2 separate regions of the Homo sapiens genome follow, and region 2 is linked to region 1. A link is a loop called in an ENCODE intact Hi-C map of the cell type or tissue named here. Cell type or tissue: PC-9. All regions are shown on one strand.

Region 1 (8,000 bases):
AGAAAAACAGAAGGAGCTGTCTTTGCTTTCCAATGCTATCCCCAACTTCATGACCTTGGGCAACTGATTTCCTGTCTCTAAATTAGGGAAATGAGAATAGTAACCTCTACTTCCTTACAGCTATGATGAGGAAAAATAAAATAAAATTTAAAAATCACTTAGCATAGTGCCTGCGCATACCAAGGGCAAAATAAATGCTGGCTTTTGTCATTGGAGGAGGCAGGATTTGTGAGGTTTGTTTGAGAGTCTTTCCTGCTATGTTCTATGCTTATATAGGAAATTATGAATAATAACTTTGATGAGAACAGAAAAGTTCAATAAAACCATCATCTCTTTGTTCCATTTGGTTACTTCAAATTTGACAATTATCTTTTAATGGAGAACTGAACTAAATGTTCTCATTATTTTCTTTCCAGACTAAATGCTCCTTCTTAAACTAAGTCTCCCAATCCCACCTCATATGTAACTATTTTATTTCTTCCCACAAGCTCAAGGAATGTAAAAAAAAAAAAACGAATCTTAAGATGTTAAGCTTAGTGGAAATGCAGGAAGGGCTTACAGGTTGGTTGCCTGGTGCAATTTTCTGTCATGCAGGGAAACCAAGACTGAGAGAGGGAAATGGATTCACCTCCTGACACAGTGGACAAGCCAGGACTTGAACCCAGGTCTCTTTAATACAGTTTCTGCCATGTTTCCCTGACACTCACACAGAGAAAACAAATCTACAACAGTTATGTCTCCACTTCGTAAACCTTCCATTCTCCATCACCACTTCCAAATAAAGAATAACGGTTGTTACAGGAATATGTCATTACTTGCCCATTTCGAATTGCCAACCAGGGACTCCCATTTCCAACATGTTTATGTAAAAGATTAGGAGACTCTTTGCTCTAATTGGTCATTTTTCCACTGAGTAATAGAGTTGCATCATTGTTGAATTGGCTCAGCCTGACACAGGCAGACACACTGATATATGTATGCTTTAATCTGTTAGGACCAATGAGGAAAGAAAACCGTTATTTACTTTTTGTCCTGACCTCACCATTTAGCCATGGCTCTTTGAGAGCATACTTCATTTACTGAACAAACTGCTCAGTAGCATCAATAACTTGTTTTAGATTCTTTTAAAGAGGACTTCATATGGCATTCAATCCTTGATTCCCCAATAAAACAACACAGCTGTTCCCTTGCAGCTCGTCTCTCAGCAGGAGCTGCAAAATCATATTTAATCAACTTTGCTTTAAAAGCCATCCAGTTTCCTTTAGGGCTTTGGCGAACTTCCCTGGCCAGGATGGCCCCTGCTGACATGTCAGCAGCTACAGCTTTTCCAAGCCCTGGCGGAGGGAGTTGCCATTTGCTGAGCACTTTCTCATGTGCCAGTCCCTCTATTGGGCACTTTAAATTCAAGGTTTTATTTAATCCACATGGCAGTCTCATGAGATGGGGATTGATCTCTGATTTTAAGATAAGGAAACTGAGGCTTAGAAGTGTAAAAACATTTTTCCCAAATCAAAGAGCAACAAGTGAAAGAATTGGGATTCAGCCAAGTTCTCTCTAATTCCAAAATCTGTGCATTTTCTACTTTTCAGTTTGGCTTTCTACATAAAGAGGTACCAAGGAATTATACAGGGGTGAGTGAGACACAATTTAGTCAGTATGTCAAATTTGGCAACAGAGTCCCATTGCTATAGCTCCTAAGTCTTTTTAAGACTTACAGCTTTTTCTTACCATGATGAAATTTGCTATTAGAATATAAATAATCTTGATGGCATCTTGTATTCAATAAAGATTAACAATTATTATGTACAATTTACTCTTCAAAGTGAGGTGAAGGGATGCAGAGATCAAATAGGTATATATCTTGCTCTCAAGAAGCTCTAAGTCTAGAAATAGAGATACAACAGCAACATCAAACATGCTAATGAAAAATAGAAAGTGATAAGTGTTATGAGTGGGTTAAATTATGATGGAAATTTGAAAAAGGAGAAGTCTATTCTAGCTAAGGCATAAGTCTTATCCAAAACTTTGAATGTAAAGACTATAAGTATTTTCCATAAGGCTTTATGGAAGATTGCAATAGTCAGGATGATTAACACTAGCTCCTGTGACACCCCCAAAGTATCAGTGGCTTTAACACAACAAGAATTTCTTCTTCACTCTTTGTTGGGGTGAGGCAGTGCTCTCATCTATGATGTCACTCAGGATATAGGCTTCTTGTATCATGTGGCTCTACCCTTTGAGAGTCCTATGTTTCTAGCCACCTGGTTAGAGAAGAGAGAGAGAGAGAGAGAGACAGAGAGGGAGGGAATGGAGGATCAAGTGGAAAGTAGAGGAGCCAGGCCTGGAAGTGGTTTACTTCATTTCATTTACATCTCAGTGGACAGACAAGTCACATGGCCCCAACACAACTGAAAGAAGGATGGGAAATGTCTTCTTCCTGTAGGCCCAGGGAGAAAACAGAGCTTAATTGAGCACATAGCATTGTTTCTGCCACAAGGAATATGAACATAGGTGTTGCAGAATCATTTAATTTAAGAAGTTGAGGGACATGCAGGATGAAGGTAGTGTAGAGGGTATTCATGGAACACTTTGATTCAAAAGAGATTGGTTTGGGGTCGGGCATGGTGGCTCACGCCTGTAATCCCAGCACTTTGGGAGGCTGAGGCTGGTGGATCACCTTAGGTCAGGAGTTAGAGGCCAGCCTGGCCAACATGGCAAAACCCCATCTCTACTAAAAATACAAAAATTAGCTGGGCATGGTGATGTGTGCCTGTAATCCCAGCTACTTGGGAGGCTGAGGCAGGAGAATCACTTGAACCCGGGAGGCAGAGGTTGCAGTGAGCCCTGATTGTGCCACTGCACTCCAGCCTCGGCGACACACCGAGACTCTGTCTCAAACAAAACATAAACAAACAAGAAACAAAAGAGATTGGTTTGGAAAGATAGTTGATACCAGATCTGGAAAGGCCTTTAGTGACAAGCATTTTCCAAAATGTATTTTTCAGAATGTTAGTGAGTAAAATATGAAGAATGATTTGAGTAGTCAAGTAGATTTTGGAAAAACTGCGTTATCAAATTTTAATTGCCTCGGTTCCACAGGATTTCGATTTTTAGAGGGAGGCACGATGTATCAATTATAATAAACCTTTTCGATCACAGAATCTCTTTTTGGTAGACTATCTTGTAAGACTAATATTTTGTGACATGGAATCTTAGGCAATGAGGAACCATTAAGCAAGAAAGACAAATGATTAGACTTACTTTTAGAAGTACAAGCCAGAGATGAGTTCCAACCCACATCCCAGATTTGACCAATTAATAATGGCTGGCATTAGTGCTATCATGAAAGAAATTATGAAACTTCATCTGAACTTATCTAGGAAAAGGTAGTGATTGATTAATAATGTCTGCTGTAGAGTAAAGGATATAGAGGTGTGTCTTAGTTAGTTTGGACTTCTATAACAAAGTACCATAGATGGGTGGCTTAAAGAACCCACACTTATTTATCATATATCTTCCAGCCTCCTATCTGGAGGCTGGAAGTCTAAGATGAAGATCCTTGCAGGTTTGCATCTGGCAAAAACCTGCTTCCTGGTTCATAGATGGCCATCTTCTCTCTCTGTATGCTCACATAGTGGAGAACAGAGAGAGGAAAAGCAAGCTCTCTCATCTCTTTTTTTTTTTTTAAAGGCACTAACCTTGTTCAAGGGGATTCCACCCTTATGACCTAATTACCTCCCATAGGTCTCACCTCTTAATGCCACCATATTGGGGATGAGAATTTCAACATATGAATTTGGGGGGAAGGCAAACCTTCCACAGCAGGGTGTGATGGTTAATTTTGTGTATCAATTTAGCTAAACTATGGTGCCCAGTTGTTTGGTGAAACAGTAGTTTAGATGTTGCTGTGAAAGTATTTTGTAGACACGATGAACATTTACAATCAGTTGACTTAAAATAAACGATATTATTCTTGACAATGTGTCTCATCCAATCAGTTGAAGGCCTGAAAAATAAAACTGAAGTTTTTCAGAGAGGAAATTCTGCCTCAAGAGTAACGAGGAAATCCTACTTGAGTTTTCAGTCTGCTGACCTGCTCTGCTCTGTAGATTTTGAATTTCTAGCTTACTGGCTTGCCATCCAAATTTTAGACTTATCAGTCCCTACAATCATGTAAGAAAATTCCTTAAAGATAAGTGTGTGTGTGTGTGTGTGTGTGTGTGTGTGTGTGTGTGTATGTGTGTGTGTGTGAGTGTGAGTGTAGGTTCGGTCTCTGGAGAACCCTGACTGATACAAGGGGTGACAACAGCATGATGGCATTTGATTTTGTTGCTTTAGGTGAAGGTTGCAAGTTGGGTTACAAAGAGAGCTTGGGTGCCTGAAAGTGGTGTCAACACCAAAATGGAAAAGATTTCAGGAGAAGAAAGTTCAGATTTGGAACTTTGTCCTTTAGATGTCACCTGGACAAACAAATAGACATCCTTCAGAAGAACGTTCATTCAGAGCTAAGCAGAAGTCAGCATTATTTCCAGTGTGCAAAGATATTTTGAAGAGAATGTATATCTCCTTTAGGATCCTTCAACAGATACGCCACCTGTTTGCCTGCAGCAGTTTCCTGAGGCTGCAATTTGGAACAAATGCCTCTAGTGACAGGGAACAAAAAGAGTTGCTTTGTCCTGAAAGGAGGTTAAGAGTCATTTGAGGCTGACTATTCAAGACACACCTGAATGGGGTGTGAATTAAGAGAAAGGAGGGCCAGGTGTGGTGGCTCACTCCTGTAATACCAGCACTTTGGGAGGCCTAGATGGGAGGATTGCTTAAGCCTAGGAGTTTGAGACAAGCCTGGGCAATATGGTGAGACCCCATCTCTAAAAATAAAAGAAAAAGGAAAGAAAATAAAACAGAAAGGAGGAAAACGGTTATAGAAAAAGGAGAGGAACATCACTAAGCGAAAAGCTGAATGGAGGTGAGTCACTGGGCATGACTAAGCCATGACTAAGACCTCCAGGGTGATAGATGAAGGTCTCACCACCAGGAGAGTGGAGTAATTATTAATGCATGTTTGCCTGGTGAGTTATTTAGTTACAAAAGCCACAGCAGAGGCTCTTCATTGTAACAGCTCAACAATCATATATAGAGTTCCCGCAATGCAGACACTCACTAAACACTGGGGTCACACGGGGGAAAGACACAAGTCCAGCCTCATTTTGAATCAGTCTTTTTGTGTGTTTTAGTAGCTTCCCAAACATAACTTTGTCTTATCACTCATAGATGTAATGAGGTAGCTTGATTCTATTTATTCAACAAAGACTTATTGATTTCCTACAACAAACCATGCACTGTTCTTGCTATGGGGAATATAGTAGTGAAGAAAATTGGCTAAACTTACTCCTTGCCTTCATGGAGCTGACATTCTCATGTGGGTGACAGGAAATACCATGATAAATAAGTAAACTACACAGTAGGATCTGTGGTGATATGTTAGAGAAAAAAAATAAAGCAGCTTTATCAATCAAGAGAGGTTAGGCAGCCAACATGCAATAATTAACAAACTGGAATCTCAGTGACTTTTCCACTCGCCTAATTTTCATCGTGGGCCAGAAGGGGCCTCTGCTCCCACAACTTCACTGTCTTCCTTGCTCTAGGACTCTGACTATAGAGCAACGAATATCTGTGCTATTATAGGGGAAAAAATAAAAAGAGATTTCTGCTGGGTCTCACCTTGGGGAAGCAATGCTCAGCCTGAAATTGATGCACATTATTTCCACACATCATTCATTGGAATGAACTGATTAGTTGGATTGACCTAAAATATGGAAGCAGGAAGTACAGTTCTATCATGTGTTCAGACTGGGGGAAATCCTGTAAATATGGCAAACAAAAATAGGGTCATTTAGGTCACAGTGAGGACTTTGGCTTCTCCCATGAGTAAAATGGGAAGCCATTGGAGACTGTGAACAGTCGAGTGAGTGCAGAATGAGACAGACTTTTGTTGAGATCTTGGCTCTGTGACCCAGAACATGTGATCTATAAATTGGGGCAACAAAACCTACCTTATTAGATTGGTAGTAAGATTCACTGAGATATTTGTGTAATGCCTGGCATAAAATAAATTTTGGCAAAATGACAATGATATATTGAATTTCCTATAAACCTATTTGTTTCATCAAATGAGGATGAATTTCCCCCAAAGCAAAAACCATGTCTAATTCATCATTGAATTCTCAATTCCTAATACAAGATTGGACCCACTTCATTCCCCTAATATGTGTACTTCATTCTCCACAGGATGGCTGAGAGGAGGGAAAAGATGCAGAGAGCATCTGTGTATCCTTGCTGCTAAGAATTCACCTTTTTTAAAAAAGGGAGCTGTCACCTTGAATAAAAAAGGCTGAAGCAGCAATTCATAAGCCACAGTTAATGATCAAACTCATGGCAAGTCAGCTTTAGAATCCAGTGGAGGCATGTTCTCTGTGGCCTTATGGCTTGGGGGACTGTTTGGAATATGGTTAGCTGTCACCTTATATTTCTGATATAAGCTATGACATGCCTGTAGCTGACACATTTGTCCGCAGACTCTTTGTTCAAAGAGAAAGGTATACCACAGTTGTGCTAGTAATGGTTGCAATGCCTAGGGATAGAATTACGAAGAACTTGAAAAATCTTGCTCTTAGCATGTGTCACCATAATGAATAGATCGACGGTACAAGGTCAAACTTAATGCACAATGGGAAAGGTGGAAATTTTTTTTATTATCTTTCTTTATATGTGTCTCCTTTCACTGCATAGCTTTTTCTCCACACTCCTTTCATATTGATCTGGCAATAATGCTAACTTTGGTGCATTCAAGAGGCCCCTTTCCCCACCTTCATTTTGTCTTTTCTCTAACAGCACTTGTTTTTCATATTCTTGAACACATTCAGCTAGTGGCTGTGAATTTGGAGAGATAAGCATATAATAACTATGATGATCATACTTCTTAGTTTGCCCAGAACAGTCATGGCTTTTGCCCAATGTCTAGGTGTAAATATTAATGATAATACCTTTTATTCTCAAATTTTTCTCAGTTAGAAAAATATATGGTCCTATTTATTATAGAAATTTATCCTTTTCTGAAGGGCCACACAATGCCAGAAACTATTATGCCTTTCCACCAGCGTGATCCTAGAGTTAACTCAAAGTTTCACGTGTTGTTAGAAATATGAGGGGTTTCAAAGTCAACCAAAATAGCTGGAAGGGAAGGACATTGTCATAGTCCATCCAGGGAGTTAGCAGCCCACTCTGCTGCCAATCTCAACCAGAATTTGACCTCCCCATCAAGTTCTGCTGTCACATTATCCTCCTCTAGGAGAGGAAAGATGGTGGTGACAAAGCACTCAACTTTGGTCTCGATGGACCTGGGTTTAAACTTTGGGTCAATTAATCTATGACAGTTACTGTATTAGTCTGTTCTCACACTGCTATAAAGAACTGCTTGAGACTGGGTAATTTAGAAAGGAAAGAGGTTTAATTGACTGGTAGTACAGCATGGCTGCAGAGGCCTCAGGAAACTTAGAAATCATGGTAGAAGGCAAAGGGGAAGCAAGGCACCTTCTTCACAAGGTGGCAGAAGGGAGAATGAATGCAGGAGGAACTACCAAACATTTATAAAACCATCAGATCTTGGAAGAACTCACTCATTATTACAAGAACAGCGTGGGGGAAACTGCCCCCAAGATCCAATTACTTCTACCTGATTTGTCCCTTGACATGTGGGGATTATGGGGATTATAATTCAAGATGAGATTTGGGTGGGGACACAAAGTCAACCACATCAGTTACCTCTTAATTTAAAATTTTTAGCAGGAATACTAACATATGATTCACCCAGATTGTTATAAAATTTAATCACATAATGTCATATAATGTGAAAAAAATTATATAATGTAAAAATTGTTTAACATAGTTTATTGACACTATTGAGTGACAGCTTTTATTAGTATTATTAATAAAATAAAAAT
Region 2 (8,000 bases), 80 kb before region 1:
CGGTGGGATTACGCCTGTAATCCCAGCTCTTTGGGAGGCCGAGACAGGTGGATCATGAGGTCAGGAGATCGAGACCATCCTGGCTAACACGGTGAAACCCGATCTCTACTAAAAATACAAAAAAAAAATAGCCGGGCGTGGTGGCGGGCGCCTGTAGTCCCAGCTACTCAGGAGACTGAGGCAGGAGAATGGCGTGAACCCAGGAGGTGGAGCTTGCAGTGAGCCGAGATGGCGCCGCTGCACTCCAGCCTGGGCGACAGAGCAAGACTCCACATATTAAAAAAAAAAAAAAAATCATACAACCAATCTCTACGTATTTTAAGTCACATTATTTCAAGGAAAGAAAAATTACTTTGTGAGTATGTACACTAAAGAATCTAATTTTATTTTTGTGACAAAATTAGTGTGAGATGGTTGTGATACTCTGAGGCTAGCAGAAATGGAGACTCTCTACTGTGAGAATCACATTAAGTTTGTATTTAAAGCACAATTATTAAACCTTCTGAATTATCTGCAGTTAAAATTATTTACATTATACAATGTATATGACTATCAACCATATGAGAATAACATGTGGAATCTGCATGAATTTATATAATAGAAATGTAATGATTTATGATCATTTTGCTCCATTAGAAGATATAAGAAGAAAAAAAATCAATAGATCTCATTCATTCATCAGCTCACAGTGATTAAGGATACTATTGCATAACAGATCAGGTGCTAAGTGCTGGGACACAAAGATAAATTAGACGTGTTCCTCTACATTGTAAAGGACCCTAAAGTTCATCTAATAGTCAGTGATGGAACAGACTCAGAGAGTGGTCTATTTGCTCAAGATCCCAGAACTAGTTCATAGCAGAACTAGGTAAAAATTCAAGTCTCTTGACTCTTAACTTTAGCCTGATATTGAGGCCAAATGACAGCTTTAATTACGACAGAGAAGTATTAAGAATGTCATTTTGGAAAATTCAAAGTCCACTAGAGGAAAACTCATTTCAGTTAGAGGCTGTTTCTTGCAATCTATTTCTAATTCTTGGTCTTAGGCCTCCCATGTGTACTGACAGCTGGTAATATATTTGGGTCTTTGAAGAAAGCAACAGGACCTGTTTCTTTCTACGCACTAACTGTGGCTAAGCAACAAGACCTACTCTCTACTGGCAACAGAATTGGAACCCTTAACTTCCTGTCAGCCACAGCCCACACTGGATTTCCCTAGAATTTTCTAGAAGCAAATGGCTACCACAGGAAGAAAACCATAGAATTCAGCTGGAAACCATCCAAATTTCCTCATCCTAAGCTTCATCTCCAGCAAGCCTCAGTCAAGGAGACCCACACCACAAGGCTATGACATAATTCTTGGTTGCCTGCCAAAATAGAGAAAAAAGGATGAAAAGGAAGAGTTTTTATTGCAAAAAGACAGCTTAGGGAATTTTTTCTTAACTTAGTGAGATGGAATCCTGAGACAAAGATTTGTTAGAGATAACTTGTGTAGGGGTATTAAACTCAACAGAGATAAAGGGAGATGGGTGAGTAATAAGAAAAATAAATTAACCCTTGGTGTTTTCTTCAGGCAATGCTGAAAACACACACACACACACACACACACACACACACACACACACACACACACAAAAAAAAAAAAAAAAAAAAAAAAAAAAAAAAAAAACCTTATGCCCACCACATCATCATTTGTATCTTAAGTAAATGCTTGGGGAAAGGGGTTGAGCCAGGAAGGAAGAACAGGTGTTGTACATCGAACCAAGCCTAAATATTTGGTATGGAACAGTTGAAGATTTAAGATTGTAACTCCAGAACTTCTGATCACTTTTTTTGTATTGTTAAGGGTAGCAACTGAGATTAGATAACTCACTTGCTGAAGGAAGCACATTCTTGGCTCTGTGCGACATTCACTGTGCCATGAGCTGCTAGTGCTTACTGATACCCATGTGCTCTTTGGCATTTCCCAGTCTCCCTTGCACTTGAGCTGACCATGTGACTATTTCTGACCAATGGACTGAGAGTAGAAGTAATGTGGTCACTTCTGAGGGAGGTAGTTAAGTATCAAGTGTGACTCCCCTCAACTCTTCGACTCCTTCCTGCACCCCTGCAGCTGGAAGAGGAGGCTTGGAGATGGTAGAAACATAAGATGGAAGGGGTCTAGATGGCTGGATGACTGCTTGAGGAGAGTTATTCAAGACTGCTACTTAGCTGATGTCAGACTCTGAGTAAGTAAGAAACTTTTGTAAGATACATAAAAGTTTAACTGTAGGAAGAAAAGTCATTTTTATCCATGAAAATAAAAGATGCCTAAGATGTATGTTTTCAAATTATATTGGGATTTATATATTTCACTTTATATAAACTCAAAATCATCAACATATGCCTTTGTTCACTTGCTTCTCTGAACTTAGAAAGTCTGTAAATAAATGTAATGTCAAAAGCTGAAAACACCCAAAGCTACTGTGATTTGTGGATTGTTACAACAGTTAACGAGAAATATACATACACTAAATGTGTTCTCCTCATTTTCTTGTGTGTACTGCTCCAATCTTTTTCAGATGTAACTGCTTCCCCAGGTTAAGGGGAGAGTAACTCTGCTCCCTGTTCTGGGATAAAATCCTCTTTGGTCTCTTGGCCATTCCCTTTGCCAGTGACTGGTTTAGGAGTAGAGATGGGACTCAATAGTTACACTTTCTGGGGGCCTCTGAAAAAGATTTTCTTGTTCTTACAGAAAAGTCACAGATTGAAATTGCTCATTTCTGAATAGAAATGGAGATTTGGAGGGAGAGGTAATGCGGCAAAAAACTCTAAAGTGGTTGCTTAATAAAGTGAGGTAATTTTCATTGTCTAGTCAAAATGCCAACATACCAAATATGGTTGATTGGGGCCCTGAAACTGAGGACGAGAAGCAAGGGGAAAGAGAAGGTCCCAAGAACACTGTGGTAAGCAGGGATTGACAGAGAAATATCTCCCTAAGGAGGGCAATGGCCCCTGACCTATTAGAATAATAATACCTGCCCCCTAATTTTAAATTGTTTCATGTGTCATAATGTCCTTTTGTTATTGCAGATCCTTGTGCATACAACTGACTTGTGTGGGTGAGGCTTGCAGAAAAAATCAGCTAGAACAGCCTTGGGGGTAGTGGCAAGGTGGCCAGAGCAATTGACTGGGAGCTGGGAACAGGAATGAAGAGGAAGAGCTGATAAGAAACATGCCCAGAGCAGGTAAGCACCTCTATCCCTCCAATCTTCAAAAGCATGCCGGGCGGGCGGATCACACATTAAGTTGGAATGTAAACAGAAGTAAAGGAGTATGAAGAACACTATAGCAAGGAGGAAAAAAAGCCACACATTTTGTGCCAGACAGACTTAGTTTGAAATCCTATTTATAGATTTTGTTTCATTAGGCAATTTATTTCATTCTCTGAGCTTCAGGGGAATCTTAGTCATTGCAGTTCTATTACTTAACAAAGTCTTTAACAGTTTTCCACTTACTATGTAACATATATATTTATAACATCTTGTCTAGGATGCAGAAGAGCTGTATCTTGTATTTCCTTTGCTACATTCAGATGTTCTCATAGGTTGCTTCATGTGTAAAATGAGGACAATGCCATTGTTATACTCTGAACCAAGTTATTGGAGGAAGCAGTGTGACAAGCACCTCGTAAACCCTGTTAAATGTGCAGATAAGCTATTAATAGAAATTATTGCACCAATTTGATCTGAAGACTCTTCCAGCTTTGCATGATAGATGCATTGTCATGTCTTATGTTTTGTAAACAGCCACACTTCACCACTATTTAGATAAAATGTGACTAAGTCAACCTTAGTTTCCAGACAACCCTGGATAGTTTTTACTTTATCTTGTATTTGGACTGGCGTTGGGACCTCTTTAGCTGAGAATTCCCCTCCCCTCTGTGAGCCATTAGCTGAGAAGCACCATTGTCAGAAATTCTGAGGATGACCTGTCACCCCCACAGCCTTGCCCTTTCTGACTTTTCAGCCACCCGCCCACCATCCCCATCTGGTTGAGGCCTTGGTCAGTGTGGGAGAACAGGAGGAATCTACTTAGCTGAGTCATGACCCAGGTCTAGCTTATGGTATAAAACCAATTAAAGCCCCTTTATCTGTGGCCTGATCCATCACATGGGGGTATTGAGGGAGGTGAAATTCCAGCCTCATTTCTCTTGGCAGCTTCTGTGAAGGGGTAGGGTTCCTGGTGGTCATGGAAAAATAAAGCACACAGAAAAGGGGGCTGATTGCTTTCACTTCATTCCTGCTGCCTCCCCCAGAAATGTTCTCTGGCCAAACCAAATCCCAGGGCTCCCAGAAGACCCAATGTACCCAAAGCCAAGAGCAACTCCTACCTCGCTGCCGCTACTTACTGTCCCCAAAGGGCCTATCTAGAGGATCTGGTCAGGAAGCTTAAAAATAGTTGAGTGTGTGGTGACAAGCCTTGTGGATTTCCTTTGTAAAAATATTCCAAGCAGGGAAATAAACCTTTCAGCAACTTATTTTTCCATTGCTCTGTGGAGCAGCTCCCACTCTCTGCTGCTATAAGTACTTCAGGTAGCTTGTGGGTGGTAGTGGTGGTAGGGATGCCAGAGGGGAAGTGGAGGGGAGATGTGTCTTGCTCAGAGAACCAGGTTTAGGGGGCCAGCAACTATTAGGATCTAGAGGCAACATAACATTTCTGCACATTCTGTATACAGAAGGAAATGTAATTCCAAGCTGCTGAGTTTGGCACATGAGGCCTTTCCAGATCTAGCTGTGTCCACTGCCCCAGCATCATAAAGTGTCAGTATCAGCAGTTGCCCCATCACATTATGATGCTTGATTCCTATATGGCTTCCCATCCTCTGTTCCTTCCACTGGGAACCTGGACCCTCACCATCATCCCCAGTCATCATCCAACCTGCCAGTCATTAAAATCCAGCCCAGAAGTCTGCCTTCTCAGTGAAGTCTTCTCTGGCCTAAGAGTTAATCACTGTTTTCTGAACAACAATTCTGTCATCATTGCATTTATCATATGGTGGGGTGTTCCCTCATGGGGTTTGTTTTCTATGCATCTTCATGTTTTTGCAGCTGCGTACAGGATCTGGCAATGATCACTACTGCCGAACAGGTTAATCGAGCAATTTGAAGATGGCAGTATTTCTGCCAAAGAAGACAAAAAGACAGAACGACCAGTTTACAGGCAGCTTAGATAAATGCAGGTTTCCATGAGGTTAAAATTTTGTGGAATGCTCATGTCCACTTCACATTTCTGTCAGTAAATTACTGTGTTAGAAGTTGTCCCAAATAACACTGCGAAGAACTTTGAGAACTTTTGAGTTAACAAAGAACCTTATCATCTTTTTCGTTTTCAGCACTCCCTTGAGTTAAGATGTTATGACCCCATTTTTACAAATGTGAAAACAATTTCCACAGAGGAGGTAGAAGAGGAGAGATAGAGCTGAGACTCAACTCTGATTGCCTGTATCCAGTTTTTTCTTTCCACAAATGACCAAAAAGTACCAAAAAACAAAGAAACTATGAGAAAAATGCTTTCTAATAGTTGTTTACTATTATGATTATAACTACTAGAAAATATAAAGCCCACATAAGATTTTATGTCTCCAAATTCAAGAAAATCACCAAAGGGCAAGGCATAGAGTAGCAGACAATAGGCTGCATCCTCACCTGGATCCCGGAAGGGCTTGGCCATCCTCACTGATGCTATGGCAGCACTGATACCTGCCAACTACTCTCAAGGGACAGGACAGCATGGTGGTTCAGAGATCAGGCTCTGGAGCCAGATTGTCCAGGCTTCAATCTCAGCACCCCACCTATTTCTATGGGGTCTGGTACATGTTAATCTCTCTATACCACAGTTTCTCCATCTTTAAACTGGTGGTAGTAATTAGACCTGACTCACAGAATTTTGTAAGTTAATAGTATGTAAAAGATTAAATGGCCCAGATACAGTGGCTCATGCCTGTAACCTCAACACTTTGGGAGGCTAAGGCAGGAGGACTGCTTGAGTCCAGGAGTTCGAGACCTGCTTGGGCAACATGGCGAAACTCTGTTTCTACAAAAAAAGAAAAAAAATTAAAAATTATCCAAGTGTGGTGGCATGTGCCTGTAGTTCCAGCTCCTTGGGAGGCTGAGGTAGGAGGATCACTTTAGCCCAGGAGGTTGAGGCTGCAGTGAGCCATGATGGAGATATTGCATTGTAGCTTGAGTGACAGAGAACCTGTCTCAAAAAAAAAAAAAAAAATTAAAAGATCAATCAGTGTTATCTACTATGTGCCAGTTATTTACCATGACACCATCAGATTCTTTATCTTTCATTCTCATAAGAACTAATTTAGGTATTATTATCTCTATTTTATCTATGAAATACCTGGGGCTACAAGGTTAGATATTTTTCCCAGTGGGAGTTCTGGGTTTTGGATCACAATTATTGTGAATTTAAAATTCTATATACGTCATCTCTTACAATAACAAAATACTCAATTAATTTTCTTTTCATGGATCCTGGAAACAGCCCTCCTTTGGGACCTTACTGAAGGCTTAGATACATGGCTTAGACAATCTGTGGAGGTCCAAGCGGCAAGCTTGATAAACTGGGATTTCCTGAGCTCTTGTCAGCTTCTCAAGTCAGAGTTAATGCTGAAAGTTCTACATGGGGCATGGGTGTAGCTTAGATAAATACCCAGAGGCTTGGGAGGTAGAGTGAAAATATTTTGAGCTGGCAAGTCTGTTCAATTAATATGTACTTGGGAGACATTTTCAAAGCTGACAGATCTTTTGTAAGTGCCAAGTGATATTAATTATTAGTATAAAAGCAGATCCCACCAGTGGAGTCAGAGACACCCAAATTTATGTGTGTTCGGGTGTATCATCGGGTTGTGAGGTTGAGGATGCCAACGCTTCTAGCTGTGAGGGCAAAATTTAGCAAATGAGTGTACCCTAGGAATGAGGCAAGAAGAGTCTGAACCTCTTCTTTGTGTAGTGCAGAAATCTGGTCTTGTAGGAAAGAGTTGCTCTCAGTCTTGCCAGAGTCCTGCTCAGAAGGTAAAAGTCTAGTGGGCTGCCCAAAGGGAAGGTGTGCAATATATAGCCTTATAGCCTGGGTTGAATCAGGCAAAACAAGAGAAATATGGCTAATGTTTTACCAGAGGATAAAGCAGGGCCATAAATGAGAGAAAAATGAACCCTGAGCTCAGAGGTGGAAACAATATACAACCTGTCAGGAAGTCAAGTCCAGTGTAGGTCTGGAAAGTGCTTCAGAAGGGAGTAATGAATAGTGTGAGGTCCTGGCAGCTCTGAGAGTGCAGGCTGCCTGCCGCTTGGTGGAGGATGACCTGGTCTCTTACAGCCTTTTCAGAGAGTCAGGTAGTTCCCCTCCGTGAACCTAACAGCTTCTGTGTCTTCTCCAGGTGAATTTCACTTTACATCTTCAGGCATGTTTCTGATTTTTTGCGGGGGACAGAGGGGAGGAGGGAAAGAAGAATTTATTCTTGGAGGTAGATGATCCATTCTTGGATCCATACTCTTTGTGGTAGATGATCCATTCATGAGCTCTCTATGACTGTGGGTGAGGTATTTCTTTTCTTTTGTAATCAGTTCCTGATCCGAAAAATTAGGAATGGGCTCAGAATGTTCCCTGTTTTCTTCCATTGCCAACTTTCCATAATGTACAGAACTGGCAATTCCTTTCTTTTGCTAATTCTGCAAAACCTAAGGGTCTTTCTGAGATGTCCCGTGGGCTAGTTGAGTAAATCTGGGAATACCTAGTAACTAGGGCTGTGTTAAAAAGGACATTTTTGGTTTTATCTGTTTTAGGGTTCATTAAAGTTTAATAAGCTATCCTTGGGGGAAAATAATGCATACATATACAATTATTTATATATGTGGTTTATCCCTTTTGTGGAATACGGTTTTGTGTGGGCTTAATTATTTAAAAGAAATTTATGGCAGGTTATAAAGCCAATTTTTGCAATGTAAACA

What was found. A loop is a pair of places that touch in the nucleus more often than their neighbours do. Peaks named below come from ENCODE experiments on the same cell type or tissue, not always from the same donor. Only the 100,000 strongest peaks of a DNase experiment are listed, where the experiment ranks them.
Region 2: it touches region 1 in a loop (7-fold over the local background); 1 of 110 quality-filtered maps calls a loop at or near these places.

What each region holds. Positions count from the first base shown.
Region 1 is chr9:115,368,515-115,376,514 of GRCh38, forward strand. All of the region lies in intron 4 of DELEC1 (deleted in esophageal cancer 1), which reads left to right. Among named protein-coding and RNA genes, the nearest start is that of DELEC1, 230 kb to the left of the region's middle. RefSeq lists an enhancer at 4,380-5,579. In PC-9, no CTCF peak of the experiment used is centred here; DNase peaks (open chromatin) are centred at 4,327, 4,637 and 5,057; H3K4me3 peaks cover 583 bases; H3K27ac peaks cover 3,168 bases.
Region 2 is chr9:115,288,710-115,296,709 of GRCh38, forward strand. DELEC1 (deleted in esophageal cancer 1) reads left to right here. Exons shown (of 8, transcript NR_163556.2): 3 at 3,073-3,227. Among named protein-coding and RNA genes, the nearest start is that of DELEC1, 150 kb to the left of the region's middle. In PC-9, no CTCF peak of the experiment used is centred here; a DNase peak (open chromatin) is centred at 3,252.